2 separate regions of the Homo sapiens genome follow, and region 2 is linked to region 1. A link is a contact called in ENCODE Hi-C data. All regions are on one chromosome and are shown on one strand. Each heading gives the region's core, a stretch centred on a gene start or an enhancer-like site at or near the end of the contact. The rest is flanking DNA. Distances are from core to core; before and after follow the strand shown.

What was found. A loop is a pair of places that touch in the nucleus more often than their neighbours do. Pooled maps may share reads with other maps.
Region 2: a loop to region 1 is called in a pooled map, with 3 times the contacts of the local background. The contact joins the promoter of RYK here to the promoter of BFSP2-AS1 in region 1. A Hi-C loop is called at or near these places in 4 of 50 pooled maps.

What each region holds. Positions count from the first base shown.
Region 1 is chr3:133,488,487-133,493,305 of GRCh38, forward strand. BFSP2-AS1 (BFSP2 antisense RNA 1) reads right to left here and starts at 2,623. Exons shown (of 4, transcript NR_189064.1): 1 at 2,416-2,623. It also overlaps the pseudogene MAF1P1. RefSeq lists enhancers at 545-594, 615-744.
Region 2 is chr3:134,248,107-134,252,925 of GRCh38, forward strand. RYK (receptor like tyrosine kinase) reads right to left here and starts at 2,753. Exons shown (of 15, transcript NM_002958.4): 1 at 2,317-2,753. The coding sequence starts at 2,548. RefSeq lists an enhancer at 1,994-2,772 and a silencer at 2,108-2,927.

The sequences.
Region 1 (4,819 bases), core at 1,373-3,872:
CAAAAAAACCTCAGAGAATTTAATGTACAAATGCACCTCAACTTATGATGATGTTATGTCCTGATAAACCATCATAAGGTGACTATATCATAAGTCAACTTTATCCAGTTGTAAGTTGAGAAGCACACTGAATGCATATTGTTTTCACACTATCACAAAGTTGGAAAATCATAAGCTGAAACATCGTAAAGTTAGGGACCACCTGTAGTTTCACATTATTATGAGTTCCTTGGCAAGGGTAGAACCCAAAGCTTATATAATTTGATGCCCTCTTTTAAAAAAGAAATACAAAATATCTTACTCTTGCAAATTTTATAAAAACCTATGATGAGGCTGAGTGTGGTGGTTCACATCTGTGATCCCAGCGCTTTGGGAGGCTGAGACAGGCAGATCACTTGAGGCCAGGAATTTGAGACCATCCTGGCCAACATGGCAAAACTGCATCTCTCTACTAAAAATACAAAGAAAATTAGCTGGGTGTGGTGGCACGTGCCTCAGCTACTCTGGAGTCTGAAGCATGGGAATCACTTCAACTTGGGAGGCAGAGTTTGCAGTGAGCTGAGATAGCAACACTGCACTCCAACCTGGGCAACAGATTGAGACTGTCTCAGAAAAAAAATATGTAATTTGATCCCATGAAGCTGTGAGGTGGAACCCTTTCAGGACCTTGGAAGGGCCATGCAAATGAGGTGTCCTGAAGCTTTACTCTCATTGGTAACTCAGCCTGTGCCCCAAGTGACAGGCAGAAGCAAAGAAAAATCCTCTACAAATGAACACAATTTTAATCGAAACAACAGCAATCACAACATACCATCAACTATTATCATATCCTGACTTCAGAGATGTTAAAGTACACAACAGTATGCTTCTTAGGAGCAATGAAATATGATATTTCAAAAAGAAAAAAGATAATGTAAATTTTGACCCTGACTTGGCTAAGACAATAACACATGACAACAACAATGATGATAGCTATCATTTATCAAGCTCCTACAGTGTGCCAGCCTTCTCACAAACTTTTTTTCTGCTCCTCACATGAGCTTAATGCCACCACCAAAGACTTGAAAGATACAAGGTAGTGATTCCTACCAAATCCACAATTAACTCACTTGTTTGATCAGTGTACAAATCAAGTAGGTCATAGAAAATGACCACAGATCATCACGGACTAATCCAGTGGTGAGGTGAATCACAACCAGAATTGCAGAGACGGTATTTTTACTGGAGCAAATCCACACAGTCCCTGGCACCTGGGCCACTATTGACCTGGCAAATGCTTTATCCTGCCCACCCCCACCTTAATCCTCTTCTGCCCTGTTGTGGCAGGGACAGCAGTATACTTTTACTGTCCTGCCTCCGGGCTATGTCGGCTTGCCTGCACTTAGTCAGAATGCAATCTGGAGGGACCCAGAAGCCCAAGCTGATCCATTACATATCTTTATCATGCTAATTGGACCTGGAGAGCCCCAAAGAGCTAGCACCTAAATGCCTTAGTAAAGTACCTGCAATGCCAGAAAATGGGAGATAAAGCCTGACAATATTCAGGAGTCTGCCACATGCGTGAAGCCTCTAGAGTCCAGTGGTCTGGGCTTTGTTGGGATAGACCTTCTAACATGAGATTCAAGTTGTACTTTACACCAGAAAGAGCCATGAAGAAAAAGATATGAAGCTTAATTTTCAGAAGTAACACAAACCAGATTTGAGTATCTGTTGCTGTGAACCACTAACTCAAGTAACCCTTAAGGGTACAAGGTTTTTGGCTTTTGTTTTTGAATTTTTATTTTAACATAATTTCAGGCTTACAGAGCAGTTGAAAGAATAGTTGAAGAATTGCCATATACCCTTCACTCAGATTTCACAAATATTAACATTTTCATAGGCAGACAGAAGCAAATTATTTTTAAGTTGAAGTAGTTAAGTTTCTTTTATACTTATTTAGTTCTAGGAATTTTGACTGATAGACATTGACTGGTGGGGGAGGTGGAGGTTGCTGGCTGACCAAGGTGATCTGTGGTGGTTGGTGGCATGTTGGTGGCTAAAGCAGGCAATGTGCAGTGTGGTAAGGATGTGTCATAGTGACCACCTGGATGAGCCAGCAGGGCCAGGTATAATGAAACATTGCCATGGAGTTTCTTCCCCCAGATACAGTGTGGCCCAGGTGGATGCCACGGTGCCACCCTCTGGTGCTGAGGAGCCCACACTGTGCGGAGCCTGCCCTGCCTATGCACCGGTGCCGATGACCCAGCCAGGCCTGATTTAGCCCCACCAGGCAGGCAGCAATGGCCCCTCTCAAGCATGGAGCTCCCTCCCTGAGACAGGAAGCTATTGGAGAACTGGGCTTTGAAGCCATCAACTCACAGCTAACTGTAGAGAGCAAAGATACCCACATTATCAGCAGGATTGAGAGCTACTCACGTAAGATAGCAGGAGACGACAAACACTGTTCTGACAGGAGGGCGGCCCACATACTGAAGGCTCTCTCCCCATCCCAGACCTCAGGCCTCAGCCCCAGCAGCCTGAGCAAGAACCAAGGTGGCAAGGACAAGGGCCCCCCTCAGGGACAAGTGCAATTGCAAGACCCTCTTCCACTTGATTGTCATGCTCAGCGAGTCCTTTCAGGCCTGACTATGACCTCAGCACAGCCCGCAGCCATGGGTTCAGCCGGAAGCCCAGCCTCAGGTGGGTGGTGAATGCAGTCAACCGCAGTCTGTTCTCAGCTGCGTGGGGGGACATCAAGGTCCTAGAACACAGCTGTGGAACACAGTGGATGAGGAGATCCACCTGGCTTAATGAGACACCCACAGCTATAACCCAGACATGGACCCAGATGCCTTCAGAGAAGAAGATACCCTCTGGTCCTTCAACTACTTCTTCTACAACAAAGGGCTCAAGCAAATTGTTTTCTTCAGCCACCGCTCCATTAGCAGCTCCACCTGCACACCCTCAGAGGCAGGCAACGAGATGGACCTGGAACTGGGGGAAGAGGAGGAAGAGAAAGGAAGCAGAGGTGGAGGCAGTGAGGGTGGGGCCGAAGAGACCAGACCAAGGAGGACAGGTTCCCAGTGATTTGTATGTGATGAGGAGTAGCACAGGCCCCAGCTTCATCCAGCTTCAACCAATGCCTGGACCTGCCCACCTGAGAGGCCCTGAGGCCTCCCCAGCTGCAGGCCAGACCCTGGTGCTGTCAGAGTCTCAGCACTGCCCAAGGCCACACCTGCCTGGCCCTTTGGCTCCAGCCTGTAGGTGTCCACTCAACCCCATAGGCTTCTGCTGCCCACGCTGTGGCTGGACTAGACAGCACAGGACCTGCTGCAAAGAGTAACCACCTTGCCCAAACGAACTACCACAGGCAGGGACAGCTAGACCACAGAGTTTATTTTTGTATTTCTGCTGGGCCTGCACACTCCAGCCCAAAGGGCTTATAGCCAGAGGCCCCAGAGGTCATGAGCTCTAGTCTTGGGTCAGCTCTTGGCACCCACCTGTACCCCCACCTCACCCATTTGGCTGCATGCACTGAGTGTCACTTTGCTGCAGCTCATTGCTTTCCAATAAAAATGTTTGTGACTTAAAAAAAATTGAGACAAAAATTTAAAAATTTTATAACATGCTCATGAATGCTGGCAACCTCACCTCCACCAGCACCCCACCCCAGCTGCCACCACCGCCAGTACAAGTGCAACACCAGCAACCCCACGGCTGCCAGTGCCCCAGCCCCCATTTTCCCCCCTACCAATGCACCACCACCACCACTGGCATGAGCACATGCAGGAACACCGCCTCCCCATTTCTGCTGGAACCCCTCCCCAGCTAACACGTGTGCACCCCGCCATGCTGCTGCAGCTGCTGCCATACATCAGTAAGCACAGATCTCACTGACACCACCCTGACCAAGTGCTTTGGCTAGCATCTTCCATCACAGTGCTGTGGCCAGCAGACTGGGAACAACTCAGCCCCTCCAGCAGAATAGATTCCTAACCTTGAGGGTTCAGATAGCACAGCCAGGCGCCCAGCACCAGCCCTCCCAGAGTTAGAGCACGCAGCCCAGGAGTGCTGAGCTGAGTCTGGGCCCCCTAAAATCTTCCAGAAATGAAGCAAGTCAACCAAACCCACCATATACCACAATCAAACCAAGATCATCAAAGAAGATAAAAGCAGAAAACCTCTCCAAAGCACATCAACTTCAAAAATTGAAGGAACATCAGCCCACACAGATGAGAAAGAACTAGTGTGAGAACTCTGGCAACTCAAAAACCAGAGTGTCTTCTTACCTCCAAACCACCACACTAATTCTCTAGCAATCGTCCCTAGCCAGCCTGAAATGGCTGAAATGACAGACATAGAATTCAGAAAATGGATAGGAATGAAGATCATTGAGATTCAGGAGAAAGTTGCAACCCCATCCAAGGAATCAATAAGATGCTACAGGAGATGAAGGATGAAATGGCTATTTTAAGAAAAAAATAAACTGATCCGATAGACCTAAAAAACTCACTTCAAGAATTTAGTAATACAATCTCAAGTATTAATAGTAGAATAGACCAAACTGAGGAAACACTCTCAGAGCTTGAAGACCGTTCTCCAAAATAACTCAGTCAGACAAAAATAAAGAAAAAAAGAATTTAAAAGTATGAATAAAACCTCCGAGAAATACAGGTTATGTAAAGAGACCAGATCTACAGTTCACTGGCATCCCTGAAAGAGAAGGAGAGAAAGCAAGCTACTTGGAAAACATATTTGAGGATATTGCCGGTGAATATTTCCCCAACCTTGCTAGAGGCCAACATTCAAAGGCAGGAAATGCAGAGAACCCCTGCCAGAC
Region 2 (4,819 bases), core at 1,503-4,002, 760 kb after region 1:
GTATGAGGGAGATGGGAAGGGATGGAAACAACGAACCTGAATCTGGCAGGATGGAGTGACTAGAGATCCTCTGTAACAGGTCAACCCTATTTGCACTAGAGAAAATACTACTAGAAGTCTCTCTCGCCCCCGGGGATAGACAAGGGAGTTAATTGAAACAATGCTTCCTACCCTCCCAGCAACAGCATTTCTGGGCATAAATTGGATGCTCATCAAACAGGAGCTTCCTCTGCTGCAAATACTGCTAAGAAAATTAGTTCCAGGCCAACCTTTGAATAAGGTAACAAATATATAACTCAAGTGCTAATTAGCAATGATTTATTTTCCACCATGACATAATCAAACTTCTACAGACAAAATCTTCATTTCATTCGATAAAACTTTGCAGCCTATGTCAACACTGTTTCATTTTTTTCAAAAATATGAACTAGGCCAGGTGCGGTGGCTCACACCTGTAATCCCAGCACTTTGGGAGGCCGAGGCGGGCAGATCACGAGCTCAGGAGTTCAAGACCAGCCTGACCAACATGGTGAAACCCTGTCTCTACTAAAAATACAAAAAATAGCCAGAAGTGGTCGCTACTTGGGAGGCTGAGGCAGGTGAATCACCTGAACCCAGGAAGCAGAGATTGCAGTGAGCCGAGATCACGCCACTGCACTCCAGCCTGGGTGACAAGAGCGAGACTCCGTCTAAAAAAAAATTAACTGTGTGACCTTGAGCAAGTTACTTTAAAACCCCACTTTCCTCATCTCTACAATAGGCATAATGCCACCTACCTCACTGGGCCCCGAGAAAATTAGAAGAAATTATGTGTATAAAGCATGTAGGGGCAGGTATATGGCAGGAATTCAATGTCAGTCCCTGGTTGTCTTCTGTCTCCTACCTACACCTCTGACTTTGTTTACCCATGTAAACAAAGTCACAAGCTATATAAGTGCTTTTAACCAAAAAGCCTTTACAAAACCATGCATAATACGTTAATATTTCTAAAATTAATGTGATATGAGTCGTCTTGTATTATTTTTCCTAAATCTTAGTCTTGTGTTCCAAGTACTACCCCAAGTAGAGTTTTAATTCAGCTAAACTACATTCAGCTAACTCAGCTAGACTAAGAAGGATTAAGAATGAGCACGACTTCATAAAAAGAGCATTCTTCTTTGGCTAAAAACTGCAAATCCGTACATGTAATGTCTAAAGAGTCTGCTTTCAGTAATTCCATTTCTACACTGAGTCAATCTCAACACACCTCAACAAAGTCTTATTACTTAAAAAAAAATAGAATACTGACAAATAATGGATGCAATAGAGAATAATTTTTCCCCTCAAACACTCAGAAGCACCACCTTCAGATGAAATAAAGATACTGCCATAATAACAAAAGAATGCAAACGTCTAGGTACCAAGGACTTCCTTTTTGGGGGGTCGTTCCTGTCAGATCTTCCTCTAAGGGGTCATTTCCAGAATCCACAAAGTCCTAACATAAGACCCCAGCAATTTTTCAAATTAATTCCCCAAACAACAAAGCTAAGCAAGTAAATGGAACCACAAACCGACCCAAGACTAAGTTCTTGTTTCCCTTCAAGATACTCAAAAGTAGGAGAGTGGCCCAGAAGTACAGAGTCAGTCCAAACTCCCAACACACCCAATGCAAAAACCAAAAAGGTATTGAAACTAAAAAGGTCTGCTACCTGGCGATTCATTCACTAAAAATATGCTTAGAATCTAAGCATATGCTCCAAATCTACGTCCCAAGAGTTGGAGGCTGCCACGAACATTTGGTGCCCTTATAACCTCCCCTTCTTTCTCTCTCGTTTTTTTTTTTTTTTTTTTTTTTTTTGTAAAAGGGTAAGCACAGAGCGTGGCCTCTACTGGAGCATCAAAACCACAGCAAAGGGTTTGCAAGTTCAGTCTAAAACGTGAATTTCGAGATATTCAAAATCGAGGGCCCTAGAGTGACACACATAGAAAGCGTCAAAAAAACTTCGTGCAGCAAGGAAAAAAAGTTGTAAGGGTGACTGACTCTTCTAGGGAGAAGGGCTAAGGAGGCAGTGAGGAGGATGGGATGGGGTGAATCTGGGTCTATCGCGGCGGGGCAGCGAGGGCGGCACGAAGGCTGACCCAGAGCTGGGGACCGGGCAGGGACCACACCTCCCAGCCAGCACGGCAGGCAGAGACCGGGCCGCGAGGCGAATCCGGGCGCGGGGGGCGGGGAGGGTACTCGCCCGAGGTCCACGGCTCGCAGACTGATCCGCCGGCGGCCGGAAGCTGCCCCAGCCGGCCCGACCTGCCCGCCCCGGCCTCGGCGGCCCCACTCACCGATCAGCCGGCGCACCTCGTCCTCGCTCAGGTAGAGACTCACGCTGGGCCCCGCGGAAGCCGACTGCAGCTCCGGGGGCCGCGGGGCGGGGGCGGCGGCAGCGCCAGGCGCGGGCAGCAGCGGCAACAGCGCAAGCAGAAGCAGCAGCGGCGGCGGCGGCGGGGCCCTCAGGCCGCGGGCCCCCGGGAGGCAACTCCGGCCCGGCCGCCCCAGCCGCGCCGCCCCACGCATGGCCGCCGCCGCCGCCGCCGAAGAGGAGCGTCGGCCGCCCGCCGCACCGCCGCCCACCCCCGGCCCCGAGCCGCTCACAGCCCCGAGCCGGGGGCGGCTGCCCAGCTCATCGCACCGCCGGCCCGTGGCAGCCAGCAGTGGCTTCAGACCTCCGGAGCGCGCCGCCGCCGCCGCCTCCTCGCTGCATCGTCCGGAGTTGGGGGCTGCCCGCGGGACGCGCCCGTGCGCGCCGCCGCCTCCCCGGGAGCGCGCACGCACCTTTCGCTCTGGGCGGGCCGGCCTGGGCAACGCGCTGGGGTTTTAAAGTGCCTCGGCGGGCGAAGGGCTCGGGTCACCCTCTCCGCAAGAGCCGGTCCCCGCCCCACGCGGTCACTGCGTCTAATGTTTGCTTGTCTATTGTCTGTAACCCTCCTTTCCCGACGGACGGGCCAGGCTGGAGCCACCGGCCGCGCCTGCAGCTCAGTGGGCGCCCCAGGTCCCCGGAAACGCCTGGATGCGGCCGTTCTGGTTGCGAAAAAGCAGCATGCTTTCCTGTTTAGTGGGAAAACTCAAATAAATAGAAATCATCCTTTATCTTACCATCGGTGATCAACTTTATCGTTTCCGTATCTATTATTAGAATTTATACTACATATATTTGTTTTCCAGAAAGATCTTAGCACGCTTTACTAACCCTATTTTTACGTTACAAAATTTTATTTATTTTTATATTTTTATTTATTTATTTTGAGACGAAGTCTTGCTCCGTCACCCAAGCTGGAGTGCACTGGCACGATCTCGGCTCACTGCAACCTCTGCCTCCTAGGTTCAAGCCATTCTCCTGCCTCAGCCTCCCGAGTAGCTGGGATTACAGGCGCCCGCAACCATGCCCGACTAATTTTTTTGTATTTTTAGTAGAGACGGGGTTTCACCATGTTGGCCGGGTTGGTCTCGAACTCCTGACCTCACGTGATCAACTGACCTCGGCCTCCCAAAGTGCTGGGATTACAGGTGTAAGCCACCGCGCCCTGCCAAATTGTTATTTTTTTTATAATCGTTCTGCATCACTATAATCAACCTGCCTTTGGGGTTGTTAATCTGTGGTCCATACCAGGCTTCGACAGCCTTCCAATAATATGAAACTGTGTGCAAAAGTGTATGTGTCTCCGTGCGTATTTGTGTCCACGTCCATGTTTCTGTGTGTTGTGTGTATGCTTGATTGCACACAGAGAGGTGGTATGTCATCATTTGTTCTAGGGAGTCCTTGTGCCCTCAAAGAGGTTAAGAACTGCAGATAGACCTCGTGTACTTAAAGGCGGTGGAGCCAGCCAGTGCATGGACTTCCGGGCCTCCTGATGTATTTTTGTGAGCCGCCCACCATCGCGGTCAAACTTGCACCAGTGCCCCCTCTCTTGGTGAGGCTCCAAGGGCCCCTGCCCTGTCCTGGGACACCTCGTCCCTGCGGACAGGCCCCCGTCCTGACCCCAAGGCTCTCGCGGGGCCGTGCCTCGGGGAGCAGCTGCTCTGACAGCTAGGCCTGGCTTCGGGGCACAGTTGCTCCATCGCAGTGAGGCCCTGGGAAGCGGTTATTTTTATCCTCAGGGAAGGGTAGGGAAAAGGAGAGGCTGATAAGGAGGGAAGTGCTGGAACTTGATTTTCTCCCTCCCTAGCAAGATACACGGATTCCATTTAGAGATAGGCTGGCCTCAATTTGTCAAGCTTCAGCGCCTCAGCACAAAATCTTACACCCTTCATCCTGCCGGAGGAGGCTGAGAAGAGGAAGAGGGGAGGAAAAGTGCTCCATCAGAGAAGGCTTTTAAGCCACAAAAGTCAGCAAAAATACTTCTGTTGGGACAGCCACTGCTACCAGGGTTCTGCCAGGAAGGGCTGGAGGCTCAAAACATGTTGTGTGAACAGGAATCTCAATTCAGATGGGAAGCATTTTTTTAAAGGATGGCATATTCTTTGCACTTTTAAAAAAGCTCACAGTCCTCAAAGAATGAAACTCCTAGCTTCTCGAGGTTCTTTAATTACTAGGTCTTGTCAGTGACTTCTTCAGGCGGCCTATGATGTAAACAGCAGAGAGCTCCCACTCAGGCCTGGCTGGGTTCTGGTACTTGTTAATCCTGTGGTCTTGGGAAAATTAAACTCTCCAAGCCTTGGTTCTCTCATTCATAAAAATCCCGGGATAATGCCCGACTCCCAGGGCTTTTACAGGATTTAATTGGAGAGGGATACAAGTAAAACATCTAGGCAGACGCTGGGTAGGTGTCACACCTGTTGTTATTGTAA